Regions from separate parts of the Homo sapiens genome. Here region 2 is linked to region 1. The links are chromatin loops, found by intact Hi-C in ENCODE. Cell type or tissue: heart right ventricle. All regions are shown on one strand. Links, peaks and the distances in the headings refer to the core of each region. The heading gives the core; the rest is flanking DNA.

What was found. A loop is a pair of places that touch in the nucleus more often than their neighbours do. Peaks named below come from ENCODE experiments on the same cell type or tissue, not always from the same donor. Only the 100,000 strongest peaks of a DNase experiment are listed, where the experiment ranks them.
Region 2: it touches region 1 in a loop (4-fold over the local background); 54 of 110 quality-filtered maps call a loop at or near these places.

Annotation. Positions count from the first base shown.
Region 1 is chr11:59,542,745-59,559,459 of GRCh38, forward strand. It overlaps TRV-TAC1-1 (tRNA-Val (anticodon TAC) 1-1), which reads right to left and starts at 7,957; the gene lies at 7,885-7,957. TRV-TAC2-1 (tRNA-Val (anticodon TAC) 2-1) reads right to left here and starts at 8,315; the gene lies at 8,243-8,315. It overlaps TRR-TCT3-2 (tRNA-Arg (anticodon TCT) 3-2), which reads left to right and starts at 8,550; the gene lies at 8,550-8,635. It overlaps TRL-TAA3-1 (tRNA-Leu (anticodon TAA) 3-1), which reads left to right and starts at 9,011; the gene lies at 9,011-9,093. It also overlaps LOC102723575, TRK-TTT5-1, TRF-GAA1-3 and the pseudogene RNU7-58P. RefSeq lists enhancers at 2,294-3,493, 7,554-7,773, 7,929-8,430 and silencers at 13,612-13,661, 13,645-13,835, 14,672-14,801. In heart right ventricle, for the core only: a CTCF peak has its summit at 7,759; DNase peaks (open chromatin) are centred at 7,867, 8,257, 8,537 and 9,071; H3K4me3 peaks cover 2,706 bases; H3K27ac peaks cover 3,438 bases.
Region 2 is chr11:59,793,733-59,808,453 of GRCh38, forward strand. It overlaps STX3 (syntaxin 3), which reads left to right. Exons shown (of 11, transcript NM_004177.5): 9 at 1,640-1,750; 10 at 3,551-3,664; 11 at 7,123-12,146. The coding sequence ends at 3,634. MRPL16 (mitochondrial ribosomal protein L16) reads right to left here. Exons shown (of 4, transcript NM_017840.4): 3 at 13,969-14,117; 4 at 12,408-13,100. The coding sequence ends at 12,615. Among named protein-coding and RNA genes, the nearest start is that of MRPL16, 9.7 kb to the right of the region's middle. RefSeq lists an enhancer at 9,077-9,126. In heart right ventricle, for the core only: CTCF peaks have their summits at 9,023 (motif pointing left) and 9,226; a DNase peak (open chromatin) is centred at 8,775; H3K27ac peaks cover 2,863 bases.

The DNA of each region.
Region 1 (16,715 bases), core at 5,726-10,725:
ATAACAAACCAAGTGTGGTGGCTTATGGCTTTAATCCCAGTACTCTGAGAAGCTGAGGCAGGAGGATTGCCTGAGCCCAGAAGTTGAGACCACGGTGGGCAACATAACAAGACCCTGTCTGTCTAAAAATTTTTAAAAATTAGCCGGGCATTGGCCGGGCATGGTGGCTCACACTTGTAATCCCAGCACTTTGGGAGGCCGAGGTGGGTAGATCACGAGGTCAGGAGTTCGAGACCAGCCTGACCAGCATGGTGAAACCCAGTCTCTACTAAAAATACAAAAAATTAGCCGGGCGTAGTGGCACGTGCCTGTAATCCCAGCTACTGGGGAGGCTGAGGCAAGAAAATCGCTTGAACTCAGGAGGCGGAGGTTGCAGTGAGCCGAAATCTTGCCATTGCACTCCAGTCTGTGCCACAAAGCAAGAGTCGGTCTCCAGAAAAAAAAAAAAAAAAAAGCCGGGTGTGGAGAATGTGCCCCTATAGTCCCAGCTGCTTGGGAGGCTAAGGCAGGAGGATGGCTTGAGCCCAGGAGTTGGAGGCTGCAGTGGGCTGTGATTGCATCACTGTACTCCAGCCTGGGTGACAGAGCAAGACCCTGTCTCTAAAATAATATAAATAATAAGTAGCAAGATGCCCTGACCTCCTTCACCTTCACACCACAAAACTGAATGGGCCTGGAAGGGTTGACCAGTGCCACTGAGGCTGCAGCTGAAGTCAAGAAAGCATTGCAGAAAAAAATTGTATCCAAACTGTCAAGAACAGGGAGTAGTTGGTTTTATTTTATTTTATTTTATTTTATTTTATTATACTTTATGTTCTAGGGTACATGTGCACAAAGTGCAGGTTTGTTACATATGTATACATGTGCCATGTTGGTGGGCTGCACCCATTAACTCATCATTTAACATTAGGTATATCTCCTAATGCTATCCCTCCCCCTTCCCCCCACCCCAAAACAGGCCCTGGTGTGTGATGTTCCCCTTCCTGTGTCCAAGTGTTCTCATTGTTCAATTCCCACCTATAAGTGAGAACATGCAGTGTTTGGTTTTTTGTCCTTGCAATAGTTTGCTGAGAATGATGGTTTCCAGCTTCATCCGTGTCTCTACAAAGGACATGAACTCATCGTTTTTTATGGCTGCATAGTATTCCATGGTGTATATATGCCACATTTTCTTAATCCAGTCTATCATTGATGGACATTTGGATTGGTTCCAAGTCTTTGCTATTGTGAATAGTGCCACAATAAACATACATGTGCATGTGTCTTTATAGCAACATGATTTATAGTCCTTTGGGTATATACCCAGGAATGGGATGGCTGGGTCAAATGGTATTTCCAGTTCTAGATCCTTGAGGAGTCGCCACACTGTCTTCCACAATGGTTGAACTAGTTTACAGTCCCACCAACAGTGTAAAAGTGTTCCTATTTCTCCACATCCTCTCCAGCACCTGTTGTTTCCTGACTTTTTAATGATCACCATTCTAACTGGTGTGAGATGGTATCTCATTGTAGTTTTGATTTGCGTTTCTCTGATGGCCAGTGATGATGAGCACTTTTTCATGTGTCTGTTGGCTGCATAAATGTCTTATTTTGAGAAGTGTCCGTTTATATCCTTTGCCCACTTTTTGATGGGGTTGTTTGATTTTTTCTTATACATTTGTTTAAGTTCTTTATAGATTCTGGATATTAGCCCTTTGTCAGATGGGTAAATTGTACAAATTTTCTCCCATTCTTTAGGTTGCCTGTACACTTGATGGTAGTTTATTTTGCTGTGCAGAAGCTCTTTAGCTTAATGAGATCCCATTTGTCTATTTTGGCTTTTGTTGCCATTCCTTTTGGGGTTTTAGTCATGAAGTCCTTGCCCATGCCTATGTCCTGAATGGTATTGCCTAGGTTTTCTTCTAGGGTTTTTATGGCTTTAGGTCTAACATTTAAGTCTTTAATCCATCTTGAATTAATTTTTGTATAAGATGTAAGGAAGGGATCCAGTTTCAGCTTTCTACATATGGCTAGCCAGTTTTCCCAGCACCATTTATTAAAGAGGGAATCCTTTCCCCACTTCTTGTTTTTGTCAGGTTTGTCAAAGATCAGATGGTTGTAGATGTGTGGTATTATTTCTGAGGGCTCTGTTCTGCTTCATGGGTCTATATCTGTTTTGGTACCAGTACCATGCTGTTTTGGTTACTGTAGCCAAGTTCGTTTTAAAGATAATAATGAGGGTAGGGGAGAAGATACCAGAAAGACGACAAGGGCTGGGGCACCAGGGAAGGGAGGAAATGAAGCAAAAGATAGGCTGGAGAGGGAGATGAAATCTCAGAGGGCTCTTGTGGGTGAGGAGATGGAACGTGACATTTACACTTTAGAGAAGTCACTCTGTTTGCTGTGTGAAGCATTGATTGGAGTGTGCAAAACTGGAGACAGGGACACACTTGGTATTCCAGGACAGAGACGACAGAAACCTGAACTAAGTAGCAAAATGGAGGAGAAGTCGTTGTGAAACCGCCCAATGGGCTCACCTTACCCACTGCCTAAACAGAGCCGATTCCTCAAGACAGGGGAATCGCAATAAAGAAATAGCCATTCACGCAAAGCCGGCTGAGCGGGAGACCGGAGTTTTATTTTTACTCAAATCAGTCTCCCCGAACATTTGGGGATCAAAGTTTTTAAAGAGAATGTGGTGGGAGTGCAGGAGCAGTGAGTTGGAGAGTGCTGATTGGTTGGGTCGGAGGTGAAATTACGGCGCGTCCCTGTCTTCCTGCGCTGAGTCAGTTCCTGGGTGTGAGTCACAAGATCAGATGGGCCGGTTTCTCGATATGGGTGGTGCCAGTTGATCCATCAAGAGTAGAGTCTGCAAAACATCTCAGGCACTGATCTTGGGAGCAGTTTAGGGAAGGTCAGAATCTTGTGGCCTCCAACTACTTGACTCCTAAACCGTAATTTCTAATACTGTGGCTAACTTTAGTAGTCTAGTCTCCAGGCAAGAAGGGAGTTTGTTCTGGGAAAGGGCTGTTATTGTCATTTTTTAAAACTATAAACTAAGTTCCTCCCAAAGTTTTTTCAGCCTGCGCCCAGAAATGAACAAGGACAGCTTGGAGGTTAGAGGCAAGATGGAGTCGTTTAAGTTGGACCTCTTTCACTGTCTCAGTCATAATTTTGCAAAGGCGGTTTCAGTTGCAGACAAAAGGATCCGCAGGCTCCAGTGACTGTCTGCATGGCGGGAGAAAACACAAGGTAATCGCTCAGTGTCTGGCTGGAGTCCTGGGTAGATGGTGATATCATTCACCAAGAAGGGAAATAACAGAAGGAGCCCATGTTTGGGGGGAAAATTATATGTTCTGTTTTAACAACTTAGGCTATGGGTTGAATTCTGTCCCCTTGAAATTCATATGTTTAAGTCCCAACCCCCAGTACCTTAGAACATAACTTTATTTGGAGACAGGATCTTTACAGAGGTAAAGTTAAAGTAAAGTTAAGATAAAGGTAACGTTAAAATGTGGTTATTAGGGTAGGCCCTGATACTATATAATTGGTGTCCCTTACAAAAAGGGGAAATTTGGAGACCAAGATGCCCATAAAGGGAAGACGGTGTGAAGCGATAGAGACAGAGGACAATGATTTACAAGCCAAGGAGCAAACAGATTTGATATGCTTAGCAATTAGCATTTTCTAGAAATGTCCCCAAGGAAAAGCCTTATTGTTCTACGCAAATTGAACCAGACTTACCTGGCAATACAATAACAGTAGATGACATTTACTCTGTGCTTACTATACACAGATCATTTAATCCTAGCACTTTGGAAGGCTAAGGTAGGCGGATTACCTGAGGCTGGGAGTTCAAGACCAGCCTGGCCAACATGGTGAAACCCGGTCTCTACTAAAAATACAAAAATTAGCTGGGCGTGGTGGCAGGTGCCTGTAATCCCAGCTACTCGGGAGGCTGAGGCAGGGTAATAGCTTGAGCCCAGGAGGTGGAGGTTGCAGTGAGCTGAGATTGTGCCAATGCACTTCAGCCTGGCCTGGCCAACAGAGCGAGACTGTCTCAAAAAATAATAATAATAATAAATTAATTAATAATAAATAAATCTTCTCCAGAATCATGTGAGCTATTGTCCCCATTTTAGAGGAGGAAGCTAGCCCATAGCAGTTAAGCAACTAGCCCAAGGTCACATAGACTGGTATATACTGTGGTAAGTTCACACAACCAAGAGGAGATAACACTGAACCTCGATTTGGCTCTGGGGTTGCCTGTGTTGAATCTCTGGAGTCTACACCACACTGCCCAAAACTATGCTGTTTATGAGAAGGGAACTAACCCAACCTAAGGAACGCAGGAAAGCAGAAGGGAGTTTGATGAACTCAAGGAGGATGTGCAGGAAAGTCTAGGTCAGCAGAACTTCTGGAAAGTTCTAAGGAAAGGACATTAAGCAACATGTTACAGGCAGGACCAGCTTCATTTCTGGAATTGTTGGGATTTTACCAGGGTGACCGATTTATGCATACACACCTAGATTATCCAGAGTGCTATATAAAATCCCTTTAAAGAAGTCCATCTTTCCTATCTCATGCCAGTTATAGAAATTTCATATGGATCAAAGTGGTACCGGAAAGGGGTCCCAATCCAGACCCCAAGAGAGGGTTCATGGATCTTGCACAAGAAAGAATTCAGGGCAAGTCCATAAAGTAAAGTGAAAGCAAGTGTATTAAGAAAGTAAAGGAATAGGACAGGCGCGGTAGCTCATGCCTGTAATCCCAGCACTTTGGGAGGCCAAGGAGAGTAAATCACCTGAGGTCAAGGAGTTCAAGACCAGCCTGGCCAACATGGTGAAACCCCATCTCTACTAAAAATACAAAAATTAGCCCGGCGTGGTGGCTCGTGCCTGTAGTCTCAGCTACTGAGGAGGCTGAGGCAGGAGAATCACTTGAACTCAGGAGGTGGAGGTTACAGTGAGTCGAGATTGCACCACTGCACTCCAGCCTGGGCGACAAAGCAAGACTCCATCACCAAAAAAAAGAAAAAGAAAAAGAAAAAGAAAAAAAAGCAAAGGAATAAAGAATCACTACTCCTTAGGCAGAGCAGCCCACTAGGGCTGCTGGCTGTCCACCTTTATGGTCATTTCCTGATTATATGCTAAACAAGGGGTGGATTATTCATGAGTTTTCTGGGAAAGTGGGGGACAATTCCCAGAACTGAGAGTTCCTCATCTTTTTAGACCATATAGGGTAACTTCCTGACATTGTCATGGCATCTGTAAACTGTCATGGTGCTGGTGGGAGTGTCTTTTAACATGTTAATGCAGTATAATTAGCATATAATGAGCAGTGAGGGCACCAGAGGTCACTCTCTTTGCCATCCTGGTTTTGTGGGTTTTGGCCAGCTTCTTTACCACAGCCTGTTTTATCAGAAAGGTCTTTATGACCTGTATCTTGTGCCGACCTCCTATCTCATCCTGTGACTTAGAATGCCTTAATCTCCTGGGAATGCAGCCCAGTAGGTCTCAGCCCTATTTTACCCAGCCCCTATTCAAGATGCAGTTGCTCTGGTTCCAAGGCCTCTGACAGAAGGTTGAAACATTAGAAAATGTTTAACTATACAACAATCAGGAGAAAATATAGAATAATTTTTGAAATATAATCTCAAAGTGAGTAAGTATTTTCTAGGCAGGAAATGTTAAAAGCCCCTCTCCTGCACCCCCCCCAAAAAGATGATGAAATTGACTTCAAAAAAATGTTTAATTTCTACATCGCACGGAATATCAAAAATATAATCAAAAGACAAATGGCAACTCTGGATACATTTGCAAAATATATCCTAAATCTGAATTTACAAAGAGCACCTAAAAACCTATTTATTTATTTATTTATTTAGAGACGGAGTCTCGCTCTGTCACCAGGCTAGAGTACAGTGGCACGATCTCGGCTCACCGCAACCTCCGCCTCCCAGGTTCAAGCGATTCTCCTGCCTCAGCCTCCTGAGTAGCTGGGATTACAGGTGCATGCCACCACACCCAGCTAATTTTTGTATTTTTAGTAAAGACAGGGTTTCACCATGTTGGCCAGGATGGTCTCGATCTCTTGACCTCATGATCCGCCCTCCTCGGCCTCCCAAAGTGCTCAGATTACAGGCGTGAGCCACTGCGCCCGGCCTAAAAACCAATTTAAACATAAATTAACAGAATATATACATAAGAAAATTGAACAAAAGAGGTGAACAGATAGTAGGAAGAAAGGAAGCTTTTAAGTACATGAAAAACGTTCAACCTAACTCACAATAAAAAAACACAAAATAAACCATTTCCAGCTGACTCAAAATTCAGTTATTTTCATTTGAGAGAGACAGGAAGAACAAGGGCTTTCATATTGGTGTGAGTGTAATTTGATACAAGCTGTTTTGAAAGGAGCTGTGGCAGGGTTGGTGGGGACGAGCAGGGAGGTTGGTGGGACGGGTTTGCAGAGGGCGTCTCACTTTTTTGCCCAAGCTGGTTTCAAACTCCTGGGTTCAAGCCATGCTTCCACCTCGGCCTCCCAAAGTGCTGGGATTACAGGTGTGAGCCAGTGCGCCCAGCCATCAATTAAATTTCTTCTGAGACATAAAGGCAACACTCTTCTTGCTTGGGTTGGTACTGTGTTCTGTCCCTGACCAGGGGTGTAACCCTGGGCCATTTCTTAATCTCATTATGCTTCCTCTCCCTCGTCTGTAAAACGGGATAAATAATAATAGAGACATTGTGAACATTAAGTTAGCTACCCATGTAAGTGCCTGTTCAAGGTTTTGCTAGGATTATTTTACATATTGCCCTGCCTGAAACCAAGGAACAAGGAAATCTGCTCAGCATTGTTCCTAAGACTAGATACAATTTAAGTGTTCATCAAAAGGCATAAAGAATTGTGATATATCCAAACACAGGAAGTAAAAGGATAAGCGAAGATGTATGAACGAAATAGGAAGATTTTCAGAATATTGTTGAGGAAATGGGAGCGGTACCTATGTGTGCTACCTTCGTACAAAAAGCGTGAAGTGGGTTTTAAAGTAAATGTACGTGTATACTGGTGAATGCATAGACAATTTCTGAAGGGTCACAAAAGAAACAGCTAACCATTGAAAGATGGGATGGAAACATCAGTTGTGAAATACGTGGAGGGATTCTGAATTCTGTGCATGAAATTAATTTTTCAAAAAGCTTTTTTTTTTTTTTTTTTTTTTTGAGACGGCTCTCTCCCAGGCTGGAGTGCAGTGGCGCGATCTCGGCTCACTGCAAGCTCCGCCTGCCGGGTTCACGCCATTCTCCTGCCTCAACCTCCCGAGTAGAGTAGCTGGGACTACAGGCACCCGCCACCACGCCTGGCTAATTTTTTTGGTATTTTTAGTAGAAACGGGGTTTCACCGTGTTAGCCAGGATGGACACGATCTCCTGACCTCGTGATCCGCCCGCCTCAGCCTCCCAAAGTGCTGGGATTACAGGCATGATCCACCGCGCCTGGCCTCAAAAAGCATTTTTAATTTAAATAAATAAAGTATGAGGGCGGCCTTCGTGATGTCCTTCGACTTAGTGGTGGCAATTTTTAGAGATGGCCCAAGCAAGGCTTAGGAGAAGGTAGGTGAGCCAAGGGGCAACACCCAGGAACCCAGAAGCCGGCTGGCCAGGTAGTGGAAAGGCGCAGGCGCAGGGGCGAGCGAAGCCTCGGTGGAGCGGAGCCGCCTGCACCTCCAGAGAGGCGCCATACGGGGGCCGCCGCGGAGGCCGACTCAGCGCCGAGCGCTAAGAGAAACCGGGCTGATGCAGCAGGCGGGAAACAAGCCGTAGAAATTCTTGAGACACGGGTTCGTCGCCAGCTTCCTGGTGCAAAACCCAACACCTGGCTCACAAAACGCTAGGTAACATCTCATGGTTCCACTGGGGCTCGAACCCAGGACCTTCTGCGTGTAAAGCAGACGTGATAACCACTACACTATGGAACCCCACACGACTAAAACGTTCCTCCAGGATTTGATAATTGTTCAAAAAGACATTTTGGCACTGGGAAATGGTCATGTAGACTTGACATCCGGCGATTGTGCACAGAGAAAAACTTTCAAAAGGATTCCTCATTTTCCAGTATTCAGAGGAGCACGACCGCACAGAAACATTGTCAAAATGTCTGCGTCTCCAGCTTCCTGAACCAAAACCCACGATTGGGCTCGCAAAATGTTAATACTAAACATTATAAAGAAAGGAAAGAAAAGAAAAAGGTATGAATCACGCCGTGGTTCCACTGGGGCTCGAACCCAGGACCTTCTGCGTGTAAAGCAGACGTGATAACCGCTACACTATGGAACCGCGTGCGGAATGGCTGTCTCTGGATTTAGCAATTCTGCATAAAGACATGTTAACAACGTGGACTGAAAGGGATTTACTGCTCAGCGATCACGAAAAGAGAAACTTTCACCAGGATTACAGACTTTCCAGTGTAATTCCTACCCACGCTCTCTTTAGAGACAAAGGTTCCACACTTACTTGTGGAAAGAAAGTGCCTCCCCTGATGTGTTCATCGCGGAGAGGTCGCACGTGTCTGGCTCTGTGGCGCAATGGATAGCGCATTGGACTTCTAGATAGTTAGAGAAATTCAAAGGTTGTGGGTTCGAGTCCCACCAGAGTCGCTTTTTGTTTGAAGAAGAGCAAACGGAAAGTTAGGCGGAGGGAATGGATATAAAATAGATGAAACGAGAACTGTCTACCATTTAAAATTTCCGGAATGATGTGAATTGCAGCTAATTGCAGTTCCTGGTTATGTCCCTTCACTTGAAGGCGTAAAGAATCCCGTTCCTCTATCGAGCCTTTTCTCCTTCACTTTTACCTGGCCCCAGTTTCTAGTGGCGAGATAAAGAAATTAGGGAAATATAATCAAAGTTACCAAGTTTTTTCCCCATATTATTCTTTTATATCAGGAAAAAAAGTAATTTTAAATTGTTCCGAAACTTTAGTCGCCTAGTGTTACCCGAGTTGCTTTAAAATAAAACATTGTTTTATCAGTTACCAGAATGGCCGAGTGGTTAAGGCGTTGGACTTAAGATCCAATGGATTCATATCCGCGTGGGTTCGAACCCCACTTCTGGTAAAGAGGAGTTGTTTTTCCTGGCAAAAACCTTTTTTCCTAATCCTTGACAATCCATTTTGCAATCTTAAGCGTCCAGATAACAATAACTATAGTTAATATCATTTTGCCAGATACCTTACATATAGCGACAGCTTCACAGTTTATGGTTTGAAAAGTAGAAAGAAAACGTCTGAAAAAAAGAAAGAAAACGTCTGGGTCCAGCTATATGGGAGTGAGGGAGCACAGAGCGAGAGGCACATTGTGCTGCAAAAACGTTCACTCCGAGTCGACAGTTATTTCTTGAGATCCTATTACGTGCCAAGTACTGTTCTAAACACTGGGGTTGTGGTGATGTAGGTTTGGTTTTTTTTCTTTTAAAGCAAAACAACAAAAAATACAAGAGCCTTACCATCAAGACCACTGCCCAATGTCACTTACATGACAAAGTGACAGAAGAAAAATATGGTTTAAAAACAAGCAGACAGCCGGGCACGGTGGCTGACGCCTGTAATCCCAGCACTTCGGGAGGACGAGGCGGGTGGATCACCTGAGGTCAGGAGTTTGAGACAAGCCTGGCCAACATGGCGAAACTCTCCGTCTCTACTAAAAATACAAAAATTAGCCGGGCATGGTGGCGCGTGTCTGTAATCCCAGCTACTAGGAGGGCTGAGGCAGGAGGATCGCTTGAACCTGGGAGGCGGAGGTTGCAGTGAGCCGAGGTGGTGCCACTGCACTCCAGCCTGGGCAACAGAGAGAGACTTCGTCTCAAAAAAAAAAAAAAAAAAAAAAAAAAGCAGACAGGTTTGGTGCGGTGGGGCTCACGCCTGCAATCCCAGCGCTTTGGGAGGCCAAGGCAGGAGGATTGCTTGAGGCTAGGGGTTTGCGACCAGCTTGGGCAAGAACGTGAGACACTGTCTATTTTTAAAAAAAATTTTTTTAATTAAAAATAAATAAAAACAACTGGACAAATTGGAGAATTTGAGAGATAGCGATAGGTACTATACAGAAAATAAAACAAGGCAGCCCAACAGAATGGCTTTTCTCAGGACAAACTTATTCCATTTGATTATGAAAATCATCGTCCTTGACAGAAATGTTCTTCCCCTCTCTCTACCAAACAAAAACTTCCAAGGACTAATTCTGACCCTCCTCCTCCACTAAAAGCCTTTCCTGACCAATCACCCTCATTCAACTCTCCATTCTTTCATTCAAGGACAGTTTTTGAGAGCTTTCAGTGAGGCACTGACTCAGGGATTGCAGATATACAGAGAGTTCCTGTCCTCACAGCAGAAACATTCTAGGAGGAAAACAGATTCGTTAAACAGGTGTTTAAGGTAGGTTGCAGTGGGCACAGCAACAGAGACAGGCTCAGAGCCCAGTTCCTAACCCTGTCTGGAAAGGATCAAGCAGGGATCTCTGGGGCAACTCCTGAACCCTGTCTGTAAAGATCAGCCAGAACCTTCCACAAAAAAACAAAAAACAAAAAAACAAAAACAAAACCACTGTGGAATGCTAATTGAAATACTAACAGTTCCCTATGTTGTTGTTTGTTTGTTTGTTTTGACACAGAGTCTTGCTCTGCCGCTCAGGCTGAAGTGCAGTGGCGCCATCTCTACTCATTGCACCCTTCAGCTCACCGCAACCTCCGCCTCCCGGATTCAAGCGATTCTCTTGTCCCAGCCTCCCGAGTTGCTAGGATTACCGGCGCGTGCCACCACGCTCGGCTAATTTTTGTATTTTTTTGTAGAGGTGGGATTTCGCCATGTTGGTTAGCCTTCTCTCGAACTCGTGGCCTCAAGCGATTCGCCCGCCTCAGCGTCTCAAAATGTTGGGATTACAGGTGTGAGCCACCGCATCCGGCCTACTTCCCAGTGTTAAGCAGTCCACTACCACACAGTTAACACTTGATACAGTTAAGAGTTTGAGACTTTTGGTCTGTGTTTGGTGCCTATCAAGCTGGTCAGTCCCAGAACAGGAAACGCATCTTCATGCTCTTATTCATTCAAAGCTGTACTCAGTGACCAGTGTTACTCAGTTACTGTACTCAGTAACTCAGTGTACCTGGCACTTTTGTAAGAAGTGGAGGTTCACCGGGCGTGGTGGCTCACGCCTATAATCCCAGCACTTTGGGACACCGAGGCGGGTGGATCGCGAGGTCAGGAGTTCGCGACCAGCCTGGCCAGCATGGTGAAACCCCGTCTCTACTAAAAATACAAAAATTAGCCGGGCATGGTGGCGTGCGCCTTTAATCCTGGCTACTAAGGAGGCCGAGGAAGGAGAATAGCTTGACCTCAGGAGGCGGAGGTTGCAGTGAGCTGAGATTGCGCCACTGCACTCCAGCCTGGGCGACAGAGCGAGACTCCGTCTCAAAAAAAAAAAAAAGAAGAAGAAAAAAAAGAAGTGGAGGTTCAGAGGTTTGGAAAGAAACAGACCAAAGGCTCATAACCCCGTGGGACTGACCTCACGAGACACAGGCACCTCCTTTCCAAGGGGTCTGGTTTTAGTTTTCTTCCTTGAGCCGAGGCTTGCCATCTGATGCCTAGGGATCCACATCTTCATTTGTGAAAACTGCACCTGTCAAATTTGTGATTTTTCAATACCAACAACTCCCATCCAAAACAATGAGGCAAGGAGGGAGTCCCGCAGAGGAGGAAGTGTGTGATTTAACCCTTTTCTTCTGGCTCTTTATAGAAAAACTTCAAAGGAAGCTTTGATCTAAGGTGCCACTTCTGCCATCCCAGAAGCATGGAATATTTTGTTAATAACAAATCATATTTTTCCCAGCACTTTGGGAGGCTGAGGCAGGCGGATCACGTGAAGTCAAGAGTTCCAGACCAGCCTGACCAACATGGTGAAACCCCGTGTCTACTAAAAATACAAAAATTAGCCGGGCATGGTGGCGGGCGCCTGTAGTCCCAGCTACTCAGGAGGCTGAGGCAGGAGAATCGCTTGAACCCGAGAGGAGGAGGTTGCAGTGAGCCGAGGTCGCGCCATTGCACTCCAGCCTGGGCGACAAAAAAAGAAAAAAAAGAAAAAAGAAAGAAAGAAAGAAAGGAAGGAAGGAGAAAGAAAAAGAAAGAAAGAAAGAAAGAAAGAAAGAAAGAAAGAAAGAAAGAAAGAAAGAAAAAAAGAAAGAAAAGAAAGAAAGAAGAAAGAAAAGAAAAGAAAAAGAAAATAGTGAAAACGTCCTCTCACAGGCTTCATTGCCATTCCTCAAAATGTAGCCTTTTTATCAGGTTATTTTCTATCTTTATAGACCTTCCATGTATACGCAAACAAGATTTATATATAATTATATGTATTATTAAAGGATATATGTTTATATATGCTCATATACAGAAATGCTTTAATTTCTTTCTTTTTTTTTTTTTTTTTTTTTTTTTTTTTTGAGACGGAGTCTCTCTCTGTCGCCCAGGCTGGAGTGCAGTGGCTCGATCTCTGCTCACTGCAAGCTCCGCCTCCTGGGTTCACACCATTCTCCTGCCTCAGCCTCCCGAGTAGGTGGGACTACAGGCACCCGCCACCACGCCTGGCTAATTTTTTTTTTTTTTTTTTTTTTGTATTTTTTAGTAGAGACGGGGTTTCACTGTGTTAGCCAAGACAGTCTTGATCTCCTGACCTAATGATCCTCCCGCCTCGGCCTCCCAAAGTGCTGGGATTACAGGCGTGAGCCACAATGCCCAGCTTAATTCTCTTTCAAGGGATCCAATGCTTTAAGAAATGAGATGGCAAAGAAGTTATGAAGAAACAGGTCGAATTATAGAATTGACTAATTAGGTACGTCTGGGACACAGCTACCAAGGTAACAGACTCCCTAAAAAGATAAAATCCAGCCTGTAGCTTGCCTGATCAAAATCTTTCAATGGATGCTTTAGCTAAATGGTCAGATGCCCAAGGTTAGTAAATATCATCATTTTCCATTTGCTCTTCCCTCGGCTAGAAACCTCTTTCCAAGTCTTCAGGTGCCCAGTCGCTATCCACAGCTCGGTTCAGGCATCATCACTCCCTGGAAAACTTGGCTCTTAATTCGGGTGCCGACCAAGTCCTCCGGGGTCCGCAAAGGCTGGCATCCCACCACCAACGCGCGTGACTAGGGTCTTCTGTTTTGCGCGTCTTCCAGTTCCACTGAGGGCCGAGACTTTGTCTTTGCGGCCCCAGTACTTGCTTAGTTCCGAGAGTGCGGTTTGCACTCAGTAAGTAGCCACTTACTGAGTCCAATCGATTATTGGAAACCTAATTTTTCATCACTGCTTCTCCCACAAGAAGCTCTAGGACTGACTCCTCAAAGACCAAAACTGGAATTAGCAATCCCGCTGTTTACCCGGAGGCCCGGTCAAATGTCTTAAATCTGGGAGGATTCCTCCTGGGAAATTCCAGTAAGGGCGCGGAGCAGGTCAGGAAGGAGGTTACTTTTTGGGTCTTTATCGTCTATGATGGGAGAAAAGGAGAAATGAAGACTCGATTTTGCTGAACGCCTGCTCATTGTCAATTTTGCCGGTTCATCTCTCAAGAAATCAGCAAAAAGACTCAGAATTGTAATCGCGAAGGGAAAGAATGCGGCCACGTGGCCTATTTTCCTGTGGATAGACTAAGCAAACGCTTTTCTTCAGGGGCCCGGATAGCTCAGTCGGTAGAGCATCAGACTTTTAATCTGAGGGTCCGGGGTTCAAGTCCCTGTTCGGGCGGATGCTGTTTTAGTTTCCAATAAAATGGATTTGGGCGAGGCTGAGAGAAAGGAACGTTATGTGAAACCCGCTTGGGGTGCCTCCTCCTTGAGGGAAACCAGAACTTGCTAGTGGGTTCTTACCGGAAGAAGTGAAACGTGTGGAAAATGCCAAGAAACTTTATCTTCCAATAGCAGGCTTTTCTTTTCCAACCTTTATACGTTGCTTTGTCTTAGGATATTTTTTCTTTTAAATTGTATTTTATATTCAAAACAGATCAATAAACACATCGTCAGAGTCACAATTAGTAATATTCTTGGCAAGAATTGTGCAGCTTTTGGCACCGAGGAATGTTTTCAGGCACTTTTTATTAAAAGTGCGATGAGGAAACTGAGACTCAAGAAATATTTCAGATGAAGACACGTAAAGACGCAAGATTCCTACATCTCCAACTGGACGCAGTCCTTCACCAGATTCTTAATGCTCTGGTGGGCCCCTGACTTGTGTCTCTTGCGGTAAAGACTAATGCTTTTGAACACTGTCCTCATGTCTGTCGTCGATGAAAAAACGTGCAGCCCCAGAGAGCTGACTATACTGGTGATCAAACCCAAGACCTTCCGCCTGTGGAACAGGCGTGTTGGCCACCTCAATAACAAATCTTGTGCCACGTATTGCCATTTAACATCCAGTAGTATAAATAGGGTGATTACGGAACTGGGAAGAAATCATTCTACGACTTCTGATTCCTTTGAGAGGCTTAAGTTCATCATGCATCCTCATAATGACTTTGACTTCTGATTTCTCGAGCTTATTCTTTGCATCCTTATAATACCTTACTAAATACTTCGTCTCATTAGTTTCTGCCCGCCTAAGAGACAAGGAGAACAGCCGTCTCTGGGTGTGTATGGCGTAGGTGCAAACGTGCAAGGGTACTGGGGAGAGAGGCGAGCCTCCAGAGAGGCTAAGAAGTGGACCGTAGCCCTGTCTGTTCAAAGGGGTTGAGCCAACAAAAGGTCTGCCGAAACCCGGGATCGAACCAGGGACCTTTAGATCTTCAGTCTAACGCTCTCCCAACTGAGCTATTTCGGCGAAGACATGAGACAGTCCCGCCCTGTCAAGGAAATTTAAAAGAAAAAAAAAAACCGGGCGTGGTGGCTCATGTCTGTAATGCCAGCGCTTTGGGAGCCCGAGGCGGGTGGATTACCTGAACTCGGGAGTTCGAGACCAGCCTGGCCAATATGGTGAAACCCCGTCTCTACTAAAAATACAAAAAAAATTAGCCGGGCGTGGTAGCGAGCCCCTGTAATCCCAGCTACTTAGGAGGCTGAGGCGGGAGCATCGCTTGAACCTGGGAGGCGGAGGTTGCAGTGAGCCGAGATGGCGCCATTGCACTCCAGCCTGGGCGACAAGAGCGAAACTCCGTCTCAAATAATAATAATAACAATAATAATAATCCTGTTTCCTCCCACTTCCAGGCTTTTAGTTCTTCATTTCACCTTCCAAACTGTATTATTTTTAGCCCTGAGGTTTTAAGAGCAATCAGTAAGAAAATTAATTCCTTTCATGTGAGGAAACTTTCCCGTTCTGCCTTTTCCCAGGCCACATTGTGTTGTCTTCCTCATGCTTTCTCTCTTCCCAGGGCCCTAATAAGAGTAAGAACCGCCGCTTTCTAAGAACCTACTGTGTGTCCAGCAGGGATCTACAGCATTGCATTCAATTCCGTCCTCCCCCACGCCTGCCTTTAATTGATATGATAATATACAAATTTTTTAATGAATAACAAATGTGCCACCAATCACCTAGAACTATTAGGGAGGCTCCAAAGCATCAAAGGCTAAACTAAACACCATGGCTGGAGAGGGAATGAACTGGAGGAGGGAAAGGAGGAAAGACTGGGGGGACCCAGAGCTCTCCACCCTTGTCCTCTCGCTCCAGCCTGGTCTGTTCTTGCTCATTCAGAAACTGGTTGGAGTAAAAAGATTCCCCTTTTCAAGATCGCCAAAAGTGGAACTGATCGCTTTCGAAGGGACTCCTTCAGGAAGAAGGAGAAAAATTCGAGAAACTTACCTGTTTCTCTCCCTGGAATGCCTTCTGAACCCTGAGATTTACTTTCCTCAATAAAGAAGCTCGCCTCGCCCACCCAGCCCACTCTTCCTAGGAGCAGCGAGGATCGCTGTCCCTCCAGCACATACTAGTCAACTCGAGTCATCTGAATATGGGCATATTGGGCACATATTTCTTTGTAATGGTTCCTCTCCTATTACAATATGTATCTGTTGTTTCATCGTTAGATTGAAAGCTCTTTAAGAATTATGGTAACAGTGTTACAGCTCTTTCAGAATTTGTTTAGCAGGTTTTCTGGTTTTCACAGGAAAATAAAATAAAAACAATAATTATAATAATGGCTACCGTGTTTTGAATGCTTGCTTTTAGGCTATTAAGCACAGTACATGCATTGGTATCCCATTTAATTATCACAAGCTTATGAGATGGAAGCTATTATTATTCCCTTTCTCCTGGGGAAACTGAGCTTTAGAGAGCGGGAGGTAATGCTGGGATCTGTGTGGACCACGGTAGAGCATTCCTGTGGGCAGGGTGAAGGCCCTGCCTCACGATTGGGTGCTGTCGCCATCCTGGCCTTTCCCCACTAATCAGGACTCACTGGGCACCACAGTCCACCAGCTAAGAGGGCAGCCTCTTACACGTTCAGCCCACATCCCCATCCTGTCAATGAGGAGATCAAGACCGACTTTCTTCTGTTGCCTGGCTGAAGCCAGGAAGGCTCCATCATTAGCCAAGCAAGGGATGCAACCGGTCCCTTCACTTCACAGGGAAATTAGCTCACCTTGATGACCTTACATTCTAAAAACCGCTGCAGAAGCCGATGTTTCCCCACACCCCGCCTTTTTTTTTCTTTGAGACAGAGTCTCGCACTGTCGCCCGCGCTGGAGTGCAGTGGCGCGATCTCGGCTCACTGCA
Region 2 (14,721 bases), core at 6,195-11,194, 250 kb after region 1:
TGGCCTTGCAGTCGTTGCTAGTTGATACAGGGTTTGATGTGTTCTGTCAAGTACCCAGTTTTCCTGGATTTTTGATTTTTTTTTTTTTTTTAAGATGGAGTATTGCTCTGTTGCACAGGCTGGAGTGCAGTGGCGTGATCACAGCTCACTGCAGCTTGACCTCCCAGGATCAAGCAATCCTCCCAGGATTTGTCTTTTTTTCTTTCTTAAAAATCAGAGATCCGGGCTCCTAATGGTGACGTTTTAAAACAGCCTCCTGATATGGACTAGTTCACTGATGACATTGAAAATGTGATCTTTTCTCTAGTTCACAGGGAAGACTCAGGTTTAACATAAATTTTTATTTTTTTCCATTTTTTTTCTGTTTGTATTTTTTTTTAATTTTGGCACCTTTTGCTAAGGCACAGAGCAGACAACAACATGAATGAAGGAGTAGCAAAATAGCATTGACAGAAAGACTCGAAACACTCGTGGTGCTAGTTTGACAGCTTACTTTGTCCCAGGCATGCTTGCTCGGGATAGAATTCTGGATTGCCTGCATAGGGCGCTAGTTTCGCATAGTTAGATGGTTCCTAGTTCTTATGGGACAGTTAAGTGTGCCACAGGGTCATGGTGCTGTGCACTGTTGCCATGAACTTCCAGCTGCTCTGACACTTGGGATAGGAGAGAAAATTGCTTCCATAGTAGGCAGACTGCACAACCTAGTTGAAGCTCGAGCACAGCTTGACTAGTTTTTGACATTGGTTCCCTGCCGAGGGCCTGGATGCTTTCCCCCCATTCCCTACTGGCCTCTGAGACCATTTCTCAAGTCCCTCCATCCCACCTCTTCTTTTCCCCCACACTGCCTTGCCGAGGAACTGGCTTGAGATTCAAGTGGTGGTAAGTGCCTTGTTCTGTTTACAGACTGCCATAAAGTGATAGAGTTGGGTTGGGTAGTTGAGGAGAATTCCTAAAATGCCTAAGATTAATTGGAATGATCAAACTTCCCTGTCAGGAAGTGATTGCTAGGAAATGGTTGGGAAGCTTATCAAGAGACCACTGTCTGGAAGGGAAAATATAACCAAATAGCTTGGGTAAACCCAATGTCTGTCAGTTAAAGGGCCTGGAAATAACTTAGAGAAAGCAAATGTTCCCCACCTCAGATAGTTATTGAGCACCTACTGTGTGCCAGGCACTCTTCTGCAGTTAGTGAATATACTCAATTCAGGCTGAATGATGTTGATTCAGGTCTGAATGACCAGGAAGAGGCCAGCATCCTAGTGATGTCCTAATAACAATGAGATATCCTTATTTTGGTTCCTCTCCATGTGCTTAAGTGTAAAAAAAATAACAAAGGTTGTCTGGGGATATCTCAGAGTATATTTATAGGTAGTTACTAGGTATCTAGATAGTATGTTCTGGATGCCTGGTGGAGTGCTGGTCACAGAGAAGTAGTAAAATTCACTGAATGTTTCTTGAACAAGTGACTGCCACCCCACCACCAAGGACTGTGAATGGGTGTCCTATGGAAGGCCATGCATCAAGGTTTGTGGATGCTCTTCTTGCCACTGAAGATTGTAAGAAAGAGAATCCCTTCCCCGCATTGGCTAGGACTGACCTGAGACGTTTACTTGGTGTGATCAGAGTCTGTTCTTTGCAGGGTGAGATGTTAGATAACATAGAGTTGAATGTCATGCACACAGTGGACCACGTGGAGAAGGCACGAGATGAAACGAAAAAAGCTGTGAAATACCAGAGTCAGGCCCGGAAGGTGAGACTCTCCTGTGGCCTTCAGAGAAGAGAGTCCATTTTGTTTGCTGTGTCTCGCTCTTTCTCTTCCCTCTCCCTGTCTCTGTTTCTGCTGCCACCACCTCTTGCATCTGGGGAAAGGGATCCATGATTGACCGTATTGAGAACAACATGGACCAGTCAGTGGGCTTTGTGGAGCGGGCCGTGGCAGATACCAAAAAGGCTGTCAAGTATCAGAGTGAAGCCCGGAGGGTGAGCACCTTCATCTCAACTGTCCTTCGTCTCAGCTGTCTTACTAGTATCTCTTCTCCCTGGCCACCCCTACCTGTGTTCTTGAGCCCATGCCTCCCTCCCTGTCGTAGCCTCATCAACCCCTCCCTCAGCTTTTCCTAGAGACAAGCTGCCTGCCCTTCCTTCCCAGGTGTGCCTTGCATGGATCTGGCTCACAAGCTATCTCCCCAAAAACCCACACTTGAAAGGCAGTTCTGTAGGATGGATGCATGGCCCAGGTGGTGCTGCTAATCTTCTCCTGGACTTAGCTCATGAGGCTTTCAGATGTTACACTTGACTCCTCTGTTCAGAAACCTTCTCTTCATTGTCTTCCACTCCAGGCGCCCAAGCTCCGCCTCCCTTCTCTTTTTCTCTACCTTGTACCTAGCTCATGCTAACTGCTATCTATACATTATGTCATATCTGATGGAGCACCTGTTATTTCTACTTTATAAATGAGACAGTTGAGGGTCAGGGGCTCAGTAACTGGCTTCAGGCCACCTAGTAAGTAGAGGCACTGGGATTCAAGTTCAGATCCCAATCATTCTGTTTCTACCACACCACTGTATTTGCCCACCCTCTGGTGCCCCTGCCGCTTAAGGACTTCTAGGCTTCTGTGCTCACGACTGTGGTTATCCAGCTCTGGTGGCGTCTGCTTTTTAGACTTCTCTCCTTTGACTGGTTCTCTTGGGCTCTGATATTGTTGTTGTTTAGTTCTTTGTTTTTCATCCAACTTTACCTATTGCTTATGCAGGGATTTAGGGGACTGGGAAGTTATTTTACATGGTGAATCCAGGCTGGGTGGCATTTTCTGATATCCAGGCAGTGTACTGGGTCTGACAGGTAGGAGTATGGGCAAAAGTAGGAAATTAGAACTCTATCAAAAATGCCTTTACATTCCCTCTTAAAATGGAAAAAATCAGTCAGTGACTTTTTATCTTGGCCAACTGCTCCTTAGAGACCCCACGATAGTGGCTCTGATTCTATCTGTCCACATATACAGAACTGCAGTGTGAGCTGAGAGCTGAGAGAGGCCCCATATTTCCCTCTGCTGGCATTCCTAGCCTAGAAGTAATTTAAGAAATTTAAACTGTCCTAGGCTGGGTGTGGTGGTTCACACCTATAATCCCAGAACTTTGGGAGGCCGAGGTGAGAGGATTGCTTGAGCCCAGGAATTTGAGACCAGACTGGGGAACATGGGAAGATCCTGTCTCTACAAAAATAAAGAAAATGAGCTGAGCATGGTGGTGCATGCCTGTAGTCCTATGTACTCAGGAGGCTGAGGCAGGAGGATCACTTGAGCCCAGGAGGTCGAGGCTGCAGTGAGCCATGATCATGCCACTGCACTCTAGCCTGAGTGATAGAGAAAAACCCTGTCTTAAAAATAAATGAAGTATCCTAGAAGGATGTCTGTATGTAGAGATGTAGGCCTCTTACTCAGACTGGTAAGATATTTTCTATGTAGAGGTGACAGGGGTTAGGTTTTGGATGAGTTGTTATTTTTTTGGTTGTTTGTAATAATGATTTGTTTTTGTCTTATTCCTCTCTCCAGAAATTGATAATTATCATTGTGCTAGTAGTTGTGTTGCTGGGCATTTTAGCATTGATTATTGGACTTTCCGTTGGGCTGAATTAAGAGTGGCCTAAGAGGCTGCTGCACTGAAATGTAAGTAAACGAGTGGTTCTTGGGGACTCTGGATTTGGCTCCTCAAGAGGAAATTAGCTTGGGATTTCAAATTCCTCTTCTTTCCCCCTATGATTGTCCTTGGACACACTGAGCTTTCTAAAACTTTCAGTAGCCTGTGGATTCTTTATCTCCTTATAGTTCTATTGGTTTCTGGCTGCAGTACGTGGATGAGCTCTCCGTTTGTTCTTATCCTGTAGATTCTGTCCCCAATCTCTGTCTTGTCGTATTACCACTTCTCCCAGCATACCTGAGCACCCCAGGTGACTCCCCTTACTCAGGAAGCATGCTTCTAAGTTGGGTACATCTCTGTCTTGGATCTGGAGTCTGTCTTCTGAATTCTTACTGATTTTCATGGATGTTGGGCTTTACTTTCTGTATCCTTTTCAATGTAAATGAAACTCTGAATTGGGATTTGGATCTGCAGAGTTTTCTCTGTTGCTGAGTGGTTGGGTCTTAAATGATGATAGTTAACACACTTTTGAGTGTTGTGTTGTACCAGACAATGTACTAAACACCTTATACACATATCATTGAATCCTTACAACATCCTTTGAGACAGATACAGTGTTATGCACATTTTACAGACAAAGAAACTCAGTCAAAGAGAATGTTGAATAACAGGGCCAAGTTCACACAGCTAATAGTGGACCTAGCTTCTCTTTGTAAAAGAAGGTAGCCACTTATCATTAACTATAAAGCCTGGAGAACCTTAGAGGATAGCGATGCTAAAATTTAGACTATTCATTTTCTTGAAAATTTGTTAAAAGTGATAGACTTACCACTGAATCACTGGTTTTTTTTTTTTTTTGAGACGGAGTCTTGCTCTATCTCCCAGCCTGGGGTGCAGTGGCATGATCTCGGCTCACTGCAACCTCCGCCTCCTGGATTCAAGCAATTCTCCTGCCTCAGCCTCCTGAGTAGCTGGGATTACAGGCACATGCCACAGCGCCTAGCTAATTTTTGTATTATTAGTAGAGATGGGGTTTTGCCATGTTGGCCAGAATGCCTTGAACTCCTGACCTCAGGTGATTTGCCCGCCTAAGCTGGGATTACAGGCGTGAGCCACTGCGCCCGGCCTGAATCAAAACAAACAAAAAACGTTTTTGTTGTTGTTGTTTTTTGTTTGTTTCTCATTCTTGTCCCCCAGGCTGGAGTGCAGTGGCGCGATCTCAGCTCACTGCAGCCTCCGCCTCCTGGGTTCAAGCGATTCTCCTGCCTCAGCCTCCCGAGTAGCTGGGATTATAGGTGCCTGCCACCACGCCCGGCTAATTTTTGTATTTTTAGTAGAGACGAGGTTTCACCATGTTGGCCATGCTGGTCTCCTGACCTCAGGTGATCCACCCGCCTCGGCCTCCCAAAGTGCTAGGATTACAGGCGTGAGCCACTGCACCCGGCCTGAATCACGTTTAATAGTAGTGAGCATATCAATCTGGTTATTGGGACTATTAAGACTTTTGTGACTTTAAAACAAACAATTTTTTTTTGTTGTTGAGATTGTGTGTTGCTCTGTCGCCCAGGCTGGAGCGCAGTGGTGCGATCTTAGCTCACTGCAACCTCTGCCTCCCAGGCTCAAGTGATCCTTCCGCCTCAGCCTTCTGAGTAGCTGGGACTATAGGTGTACACCAACACGCCAAGATAACTTTTATATTTTTTGTAGAGATGGAGTTTTGCCATGTCACCCAGGCTGGTCTTGAACTCCTGGACTCAAGCGATCCACTTGCCTTGGCCTCCCAAAGTGCTGGGATTACAGGCATGAGCCACTGCGCCCAGCCAGTGACTTTTAAAATATTTTTCTGAATAAAATATAGCATGCATTGTTAAAAAAAAACCTATAAAATACAGAAAACATAAAACTAATGAACTTTTAATATTATTGCTGATAACCTTGTGGCACGTTCACATACTCAGACATAGTTTTACATAGTTCAGACTATATTATCCAGTTTTGTACCCAGTTAGAAAATTATAAGCATCATTCCACAGCATTAAAATCTCTTTGTAAATCTAATTTTCAATATGAGATTGTGGCCATACTCTCAAATATTTAACATTTTCACAATGTTGGAGGTTTATGTTATTTTGCTGTAGCTAACAGTGTGACTAACCTTATTTAATATTTTTCTCATTTAAATTTTCTCTTTATTACCAACTCATATAAGTTGGAGTACTGAAATAACAGGTATAAACATTTTTAAGACTTGGCACATAATACCATGCCAGTACCCAGAGCTGTGCCTTCCTTTTATATTTGTTTCAGTGTGTCTCTTCTTATTCCTCCTCCTTCCATGTGACCAGGGGATCTAAAAGTCAGCTTATTACAGCATTGAGCATTCAACTTCATCTTGAAAGATAAGCAACAGTGAGATGAACAACCTCTCATAGACAGGTGGTTGGTTGATTTTTTTTTTCCCCTCTTTTTTCTGGCACTTGGAGTCTAGCCCTTGACTTTTTTGTATGTGAACTTTAAATTTTGGTTTGGCTCTGAACAATCTGATTGAAATAGATGTTGAAATTTTAAAAAGATATAAGAGTTGTTATTTTTCCATATCCTTGGATGAAAGATGATATGCAAATTTGTGGTGCCCCTTTCTATTCCTAATTCCAGGACTTCAGAAGGTATATGAATCATTTTTCAGGACGTAACTCCTCAAAGAGGAGCAGACTAATTAATATGTTGTTTTTGGTTGACTAACCCTATCTTTAACCTGCTAAATTGCTGAGCAGTTGTTAAGCTGCTTTTTTTGTAGTGTATTCCATGTTCCCTAACAAAGTCAAGACTGATTGTTGCCTAGGTCTGGACTCTCCTCTTCCTCCATGTCACCCAAGGGAGAGAGGTCTCTGAACAGGAGGGTAGACAGTGTGTTTATATTTCCTAGTAATGTGCCAGCTGCTTGCTCTAAGATCATAGTATCCTCATTTTACAGACGGGGAAAGAGCAATGAAGTTAAGGAACTTGCCCAAGACTACATAGCTCATAAGGTGGAGCAGCCATAATATGACCCCTGAACTTTTTCCATAGGCTTTTCATTGTGTCCTTCTGTTTTCTAAAAGAAAGGCAGCAGGGAGTTCATGAAGATCGAGAACCAGAAAGCAGCTCCTGCAGCCTGTCTTCAGGAGCGGTGTTGCTGTGGGACCTGCAGAGCAGGTGTTTTCACTAGGGATTGTCCCTTCCCACCACGTCCTTCCATGGGTGTGGACAGCCTGTGAGAAGGCTTATAAAAGGCCTAGAGGCTTTTCTATTTTTTTCCCCTCTCACAGTAGGGCTTTTTGTTCTTTGTACAGTGGGATATTTAACTCCAAGTTCTGTCCTGGGTTTGTCTATTTCATAGTGATTTCTGGTCTTTCCTCCCCACCTTCCAGGTTTGTGGCTGACTCCTTCTGTTGCCCTTTGCCTTCTTCCTGTGTACTGATCAGCTCCTCCTTTCCCTGCCTCCTAGAAACTGATTTCACTCCAGACTGGTGTGGCCACCCTTGTCTTCAGATGAGAATGGAGTCTGAATGGCCTTCCTGAGAGCGAGTGCGACCCGTTCCTTTGTTTCCTTGCAACCACCCTTGGACCTGACTCAGCTAACAATCTAGCCCTGGGGGAATGTGATCTACCTGATGCGACCCTGAGTTCTCCCCAGAGCCTCCTCCTGCCCCACCAGCTCTCAAGTACCTTTTCTCCTGGACTGTGTGGACCCACCCAGCTTTCTTCCTCCCTGTTGTGTGTCAGATTATGCCTTGCACTTGGGAAAGCTCTTGTGAGACTCTCCCAAGGTGCTGTATTTTTCTACCTCATGGAGTATTCTCCCAGAAACTGCAATGTATTTTTTTAGGGGAGTATCTTTAACAAAGCAGAATGATTCTTCTAAGTTTGGCAACAAGAAGGCTTGGATCTGAGTCTTCTACCTGGCAGGATGCCAATCCTGTTTGTTGTCCGTATGTCCTGAAAACATGAGGGACTGGCAGATGTCATTTTGGTCTAAAGAGCTGACTTGTTTGAAATTCAGCCTTAAATTAAGCTCTTAGTTGTTCAGCTTGGGGGGCAACTTTGATTTTTCTCTGTGTTGTAGTCTCTCATATTTACTCAAGGAGGGACCAGGATGATACAGTCATCTGAGGTTATGCTTTGCAAAAGGCTGACGGTATGGAATATGTTTCCATGTCTGAGTCTTAGAAACTGGCTGCTCATTGTTAGAAAGTGATGCTTTGTGAGACTATTGTCTTGGGGCCAAAAATAATCAGGGATTTTAAATTGGGCAAGGGACAAGGTGCTAGAATCCTAAGCTCTGGAAATATTTCATGACACTGGTGTATTCACTCATGTGTTCCAGATGTATTCTAATTGTGTATGAAATGTATGTACACATAAGTGTGTGTGTCTCAGGAAGTAGGAAATAAAAATGGAAGCTATTATGACCTCAAAAAAAAAAAGCCAACTTTGAGCTAGGATAAAAATTGGGTAAAGGACATTTGCTTACCTGCAAATGAATCACTGTGGAAATGTGATCTTCCCATATCATCAAGAAACTTGTTTTCTGGATGAATACTGGGAGAATAAAATGAGAACTCTGGAGTGAGCTAAATTGATCCCAATTAAGTTTTTCTGCTTAGCAGACAGAAGGTATAATTTTTTGACACCCTTTCCCACCTGGTGCCTATGCTAGGCTTGTCCTGAGAACATCCCTCAGTAACTTGATATTCACATGACCTACAGGATGTCCCATCTGCAGGGCTGAGTCAGTTGGGGAACACCAGAGGCTACACAGTAGCTCTTCCTGCTACTCGGTTAATGAGCTTGGCAGGTTCTTTGTCTCACTGAATTCTTATCATGGAAACAGCAGCAGCAGCCGCTAGGAAATCTTCAAGTGTAGTGTCTGTGCTAACCCAGTGGTAAATCCCTTAGATCCCCTGCTGGTCTCTGGCAGTCTCCTTGATTTTGGGTACCATGTATATTTTCCGCTTTGACTTTAACGCTTTCTAGGATAGGGTAAGCACCCTTAATTCAGGCACTGTCCATTAGCTTCCTTTGCAAAGGCTACTTATGGCCGGTCACAATCCAGCACTCAGACAGAGCCAAGGCAATATCCTCTTGCCCATGGCTATGATGTCAGACAGTGGATGGGCTCCAGCAACAAGAGACAAAATAACTAAAGGCCTTTGCTCTCCTCTGACATTGAGGCCTGGGGCTTACAGTTTGGAATACAACATGTGAAGGTTTTTGTTGTTGTTTGTATTTTTTAGATGTAAACTTGATTATTTTATTGCTAATTTAAAAATAAAAATGACTTTGTATTGATTGTGAAACGGTTCTGGCTCTGTCTCGATGCAGAAACACAATGATCTGGTGCCACCATGTGGTGATTTTTATTCAGGTTTTAGAATGCAGTTCACACCTTTTTAAGCCATGTGCTGGATCAGATGGTTCAAAAGTGCAATTTTTGAACATGGTTTAACTCCCACAGAATGCAGTGTAACTATGTTTGTGTTTCAGATTTGAGGTGTTCCCCCCAAAAGAATTTGGTTCAGTCCTTGGGAGTATCTGGCTTTAGGAGGAAATGGGGGAGATCTGTCACGATGTTATCTAGAAGGTGGAATGACCATACCAAACATCCTTTTAATCTAACTTGAATGTCTCACCAAAAATAACATTTCTGTTGGCATTCTGGGTCCTAGAAGCCAGATCCATCTCCTTTTTCCTTCTGTTGCTCTCTTCCTTCACACCCTCTTCCATGTCCACATGCACTTATCTCCCTGCAGAATACTTTTTGCGATGATGTTTCTCATGTATTCTTTCTTTCCTTGTCTGGATGAGCAGAAGAAGATCATGATCATGATCTGCTGTATTATCCTTGCGATCATCTTAGCTTCCACCATTGGGAGCATATTTGCCTGAAAAAGGTGAGCCATCTGTGGGGAGGGTCAGACCTTCTTTCACTGACTTGAAACCTTTGTGTCTTGGGGGCACTCTAGGTGCCTTAATCTGGGTGGGATTAGGTGCTAATAATGGTTAGAGAAAACTAAAGAAAGGGATGTTTCAGAGACAGAAAAGTGAGTGAAGAATGAACTGTTAGTAGGTAGTCTGTGGGAGGAGGGGGGAGACAGAAGGTGGCAATCTGTCCTATAACCTGGTGTGGCAGAATGCTTTGTACAGGTGAAGGATAGTGATTCCTGCTAAACAGTTTGAGCCTTGGTATCTGGAAGTGACAAAAAGAACAAGAATTAGTTCTTGCATTAGGTGCATCTTGAACTTTTTGGAAGAGGGCCGGCCACACAGTAAATTCAAATTAAATTTCTTCCCTTTCAAGGTTAATGAAAGTTAACACAGCCTTGTATGTAGTCCTTTACCCCGGGTAAGAGGGATTTGGTGATCCCAGCCACGAACACCATGCTATATAATCTATGATTTTTTTCCTCCATTTTTCTGTTATCTCCCACAGCCCTCACAGATTGATCGACTGGCATTTCTAATCCTCCTTCCACTTCTGTGGTACCATCACTTCTCCACGCAGACTCCTCATCAGCTTCTCCTCTTTCCATTATGAAACTTCTTAAGAAACAGGGCACCAATCAACTACTTATTAAGAATTATGCAAAGAATAAACGTATACAGAATTGGGCGGAGGACAGGGACAGGGAGTACAGATACATAGCTGATTAGGCAGATGGTTTAAAGGAGGACTGCAGGGTAGAGAAGCAAGCAGAGTGGGCGCCTCTTTAGGAAGTGACACAGCCTGCATGTGCAGTATGGCTGTGAAGGGGCAGATATCATAGCACACCTAACTCAACAGGATCTTACTTGAACTGCTGTGAGTTGGTCAAGTCAGGGCACTTCTGCTCTTCAGGCTCCTCTAGGTCACACCTTTGACCACCCTACATCTGTTTCCTCTTTCAGGCTCCAGTAGTAGTCTTAAAAGTGAAGTTTATCTAAGGATAAGCACATGCCTATCTTGCTCACTGCTGTGTCCCCACTTTTTAGCACAGCGCCTGCTGCTTACAGGTACTCAAATATCTGCTGACTTAATTACTTATAATTAAGCTCTTATTTCAGTCATGGACAAATCCTTGGGTTTGACTCCTAAACTCTTTAAGGTACCAATGAGAACGTGGTTTGTTACTGTCAGAGGCTGTGTAAAGCCGCTTGGGAATGGGCTGATCTGCTTATGCAAAAATGCTACCAACCTTTCAAACCCCATTACCACAACATGAAAATTTAAAGTGCTTTTTCTATGGGTGGTGATGGTGGAGTTCTAGCAACAGCCTCTTAATCTGTGGAGAAGATGGCTGGCTCCAGGACTGTGGTTCAATAACGAAATACAGGCCCACAAAATAAAATAGGTTTATAGCATGACTGAACTCACACATCAGTAGAACACTCTGTGAACCATAACAAAGAACAGATAAAGGTGTCAAGTGAGAAAGGTGAAATGAGGTTATCACTCACTTCACCTCTCACCTGATTTGTGTTGCTAGCTGAAACTGCTGGCCAGTAACGTATGTATAAGAAACTGTTATAGGCCGGGCACGGTGGCTCATGCCTGTAATCACAGCACTTTGGGAGGCCAAGGCAGGTGGATCACCAGACTGACCAACATAGTGAAACCCCCTCTCTACAAAAAATACAAAAATTAGCCAGGCATGGTGGCTTGCACCTGTATTCCCAGCTACTTGGGAGGCTGAGGCAGGAGAATTGCTTGAATGCAAGAGGCGGAAGTTGCAGTGAGCCGAGATCGCGCCACTGCACTCCAGCCTGGGCAACAAGAGCTAAATTCCATCTAAAAAAAAAAAAAAAACAAAAAAAAAAAACTGTTCTTAATACTTAATACTGTCCCCAATTCCATTCAAGGTTCAGTTGTGTTCAGCTTTAAAACCAGCTATGTGAATGTGAGTTCTAGTGCAGATTATTTAGTGATTATGTAACTAAAATTGATGAAAAAATCACACTATACAACTGTGAGGAGCACACAACTGCTAAGTTTGTACTTTTGAAAGTAAATTATTCTTTGTTTGATACCTTATTTTTTAAGAAAGTGGGATTAAAAATATTTTGGTCAGTGCTGTTTTCTACCCACCTTCAAAAGCCAATGGTTTGATATTTCTATTAATTTGTGCTTCCTTTAGTTTTAATAGGGGATAGAAGACTGCAGCTGGTTGGGTCTGGAAAACATTAATCTGGGCAAACGGAGCTGGAGCTATGAGGATCTGAGTCCTAGGGGGCCCTCATTCACTAGCAGTAAGAATTTAAGTGGTGCATGGCACATAGCACTGTACTAGATTCTGCAGGGGCACAAACATAGAGCCAAACACTCTCCCTCTTGGAGAATTTCAGACCCAGAAAAGGCCACGCAGTTCTAACTTTTGTCATCGGTTCCTTTTGCTAAAAGGCAAAGGGTATGTTCCTTGCCTATTGTCCAACATACCCCTTCCAAGATTGTGAGAAGATGGGTAGCTGGGCATCAATAAATATTGAATCAATTGACCTATGTACTGTTGTTTTTTTCTTACTCTAAAAATGTGTTTTTAACCTAGTAAAATATCACAGAAACTGGCTCCTGAAGTGTGTACGTATAAAAGGCAGTATAAACATTTAAGTGAGACTCGCATCATAGATGGGGGAATGCAAACATTTGTTTCAGCCTTCATGTTCATCTTACACCCCAGGAGGACCAAGAACTCTTTAGTCATTGAGGCCTATTTCTTAATCTTTTAAGGGATTAAGAATGACCAATGAGAAGTTATATCCTGAAGTGATGTTTAAATTTTATTTAATAAAAATACAGTTTTCTTTTTAAATCAACAAATAACATTGTTTTTCAGAAATCTACTCAAATGCTGCTCCTTAGTTATGGCTTAAGAGCTACCCAAAGACTTCAGTGGGTAGGCTGAGGGGAATAGAAATGCAGAATCCTTCTTTCAGTAGCCTATATACAGTTATCTCCTACACTCACTACACACGTTTGGGCATGTAGAACTTGCCCCAGTATTTCCCCTTGTGGGTCAAGTCATATGGGCTCAGTACTTTCCGTATGCCCAGCATGTTGGCAGTGGCTATTCGCTCAAATGTCCAGGGGTTCTGGTTGTTACGTTCTCTTTCCTCTTGATCTTTTCGCATCTTCTCTAGAGTCCCGCGGCTCACAGCCTTTGCTGCGAAGGGCAACTTGTGGGCAACCTGGTCAAGGAAACCTTGCACTTCTTCAAATTCACAACGCCCACCCATCTCTACAACAAGGCGGCCAGCCTTCACAGGTGTCACGTAGTGGTCAATAGCACCTTTGCCTCCCCCCATGCGATGCCCAACACTTTTGCGAGTGATGGGCTTGAAAGGGGCTGGTACTCGCCATATGGCAAACATGTTCTTGGGGTCCATAGAGCGGTTGATTGTCAGGCGCATCATTTCAAAGTGGCCCCAATGCAGGTAGCCACCACCCAATGCCTAAAAGTGAATGGGAGAATTAGAAACACATGCGGACTTCGACATCATCTATGGGCTCATTATTTTGTCTCTTCTAGTAACTGTGGCTTCAATGATACAATTGAAAATAAAAATCTAAGTTCTAATAAGTCCCATGGAGGAAAAGCCTAGGGTACACAGTAATAGAGTGAAGGGGGACCCATTTCAGTGGAGAGCCAGGAAGGCTTCTTTGAAGAGGTGACATCTAAAGCTAAGACCAGAATAAAAAGAACTAGCCAAGGGAAAAGAGAGGAGTGTGCCAGGCATAAGAAAGGCTTATGTGGAGGCCCTGGCACAGCAGAGGGCTTGGCAAGTTGAACAGAAGCCAATGTGGCTGGAGTAGGGTGAGGAATGGGGAGAGTGGGCAGGAGGTTCTGAGAGGTCAGTGGGGGTGATTATGTAGGCTGCAGGAAGAGGACTTTGGAATATCACTCTGGCTGCCTGGTGGAAAACAAATCCTAGTGCACACCCATTTGTGTGGCTGCTGACATCAAGTCTTCATGGAAGCTACTCAACAAGTAAGGAAACAGCTGTCTTCCACATCCTATATTGTGGATGGTTTTATTTTTACCAGGGCTTGAAAAGATCTCATGATCTGATTATGGGGCACATTAGCTAGCCCCTTCCTTCTGCTTTTACGTTATTTTCACTCTACATTAAAAAAAAAAAAGATATATAACCCAAATGTTTACTGGGTACCCAGTAGCCTCTGTACATACCAGTTTAAAGAGCAACTGGTGGCAGTTCTAATAAAAACTGTGGAGGAAGAGACTAAATTATCTCAAGGAGTATGAGATTTTGTTATTCCCTAGCTTCCATCCCATTGCTGCTCGATGCTGAATTCACTCACCAAGATTGCAAAATTGCCTTCTGTAAACTCCGTAGCTTCAGTGGAAGGTCCCCGTATGTCACTTAAATTTTTAGGTTCTCTTCTTACTTTTGGCACAAGTGGTGCCCTTTCAATAAATCTAAGCTTGGGTTTTTCAGGAATGGAAACATCTAAAAGAAGCACAGACAACCAGGATAAAGTAAAACTATACATCTCAAAAGATCTATTTTCCTAGAAAGATTTATAACAGGTGAAAGTCTTAATTTCTTTCTTCTTCATTTTTTGGTAGAGACAGGGTCTCACTATGTTGCCCAGGTTGGTTTCAAACTCCTGGCCTCAAGTGATTTTCCTGCCTTTACCTCCCAAAGTGTTGGGATTACAAGTGCGAGCCACCATATCCAGCCTGAAAGTCTTAAAGTTACCACTGAACAGTAACTGTAAAGGTATATTACATTTTTGCAGATGCTTTTAGTGACACTGGAATCTTCTGGCTGTGACAGTGGCTAATGCAAATGTTTCTAAAACTTTAAAGATAGCAAAGTTTTATCCTCTGAATCCAAATGCACTTATTAATCACCAACTCTGTGCTTAACACTGTAACAGGGATTGTTTGGAAACCACTAGTTCACTTAATCTTTAAAATAACTTTATAGCCTTGGTATTCTTTCAGGGCTCTCTTTTTAAAAATTTTAAACTTGTCAAAGTTTAACACAGCTATATCAAAGGGCCAAATTAAAAATATACAGCTCAGTGAATTACCAGAAAGTGAACACA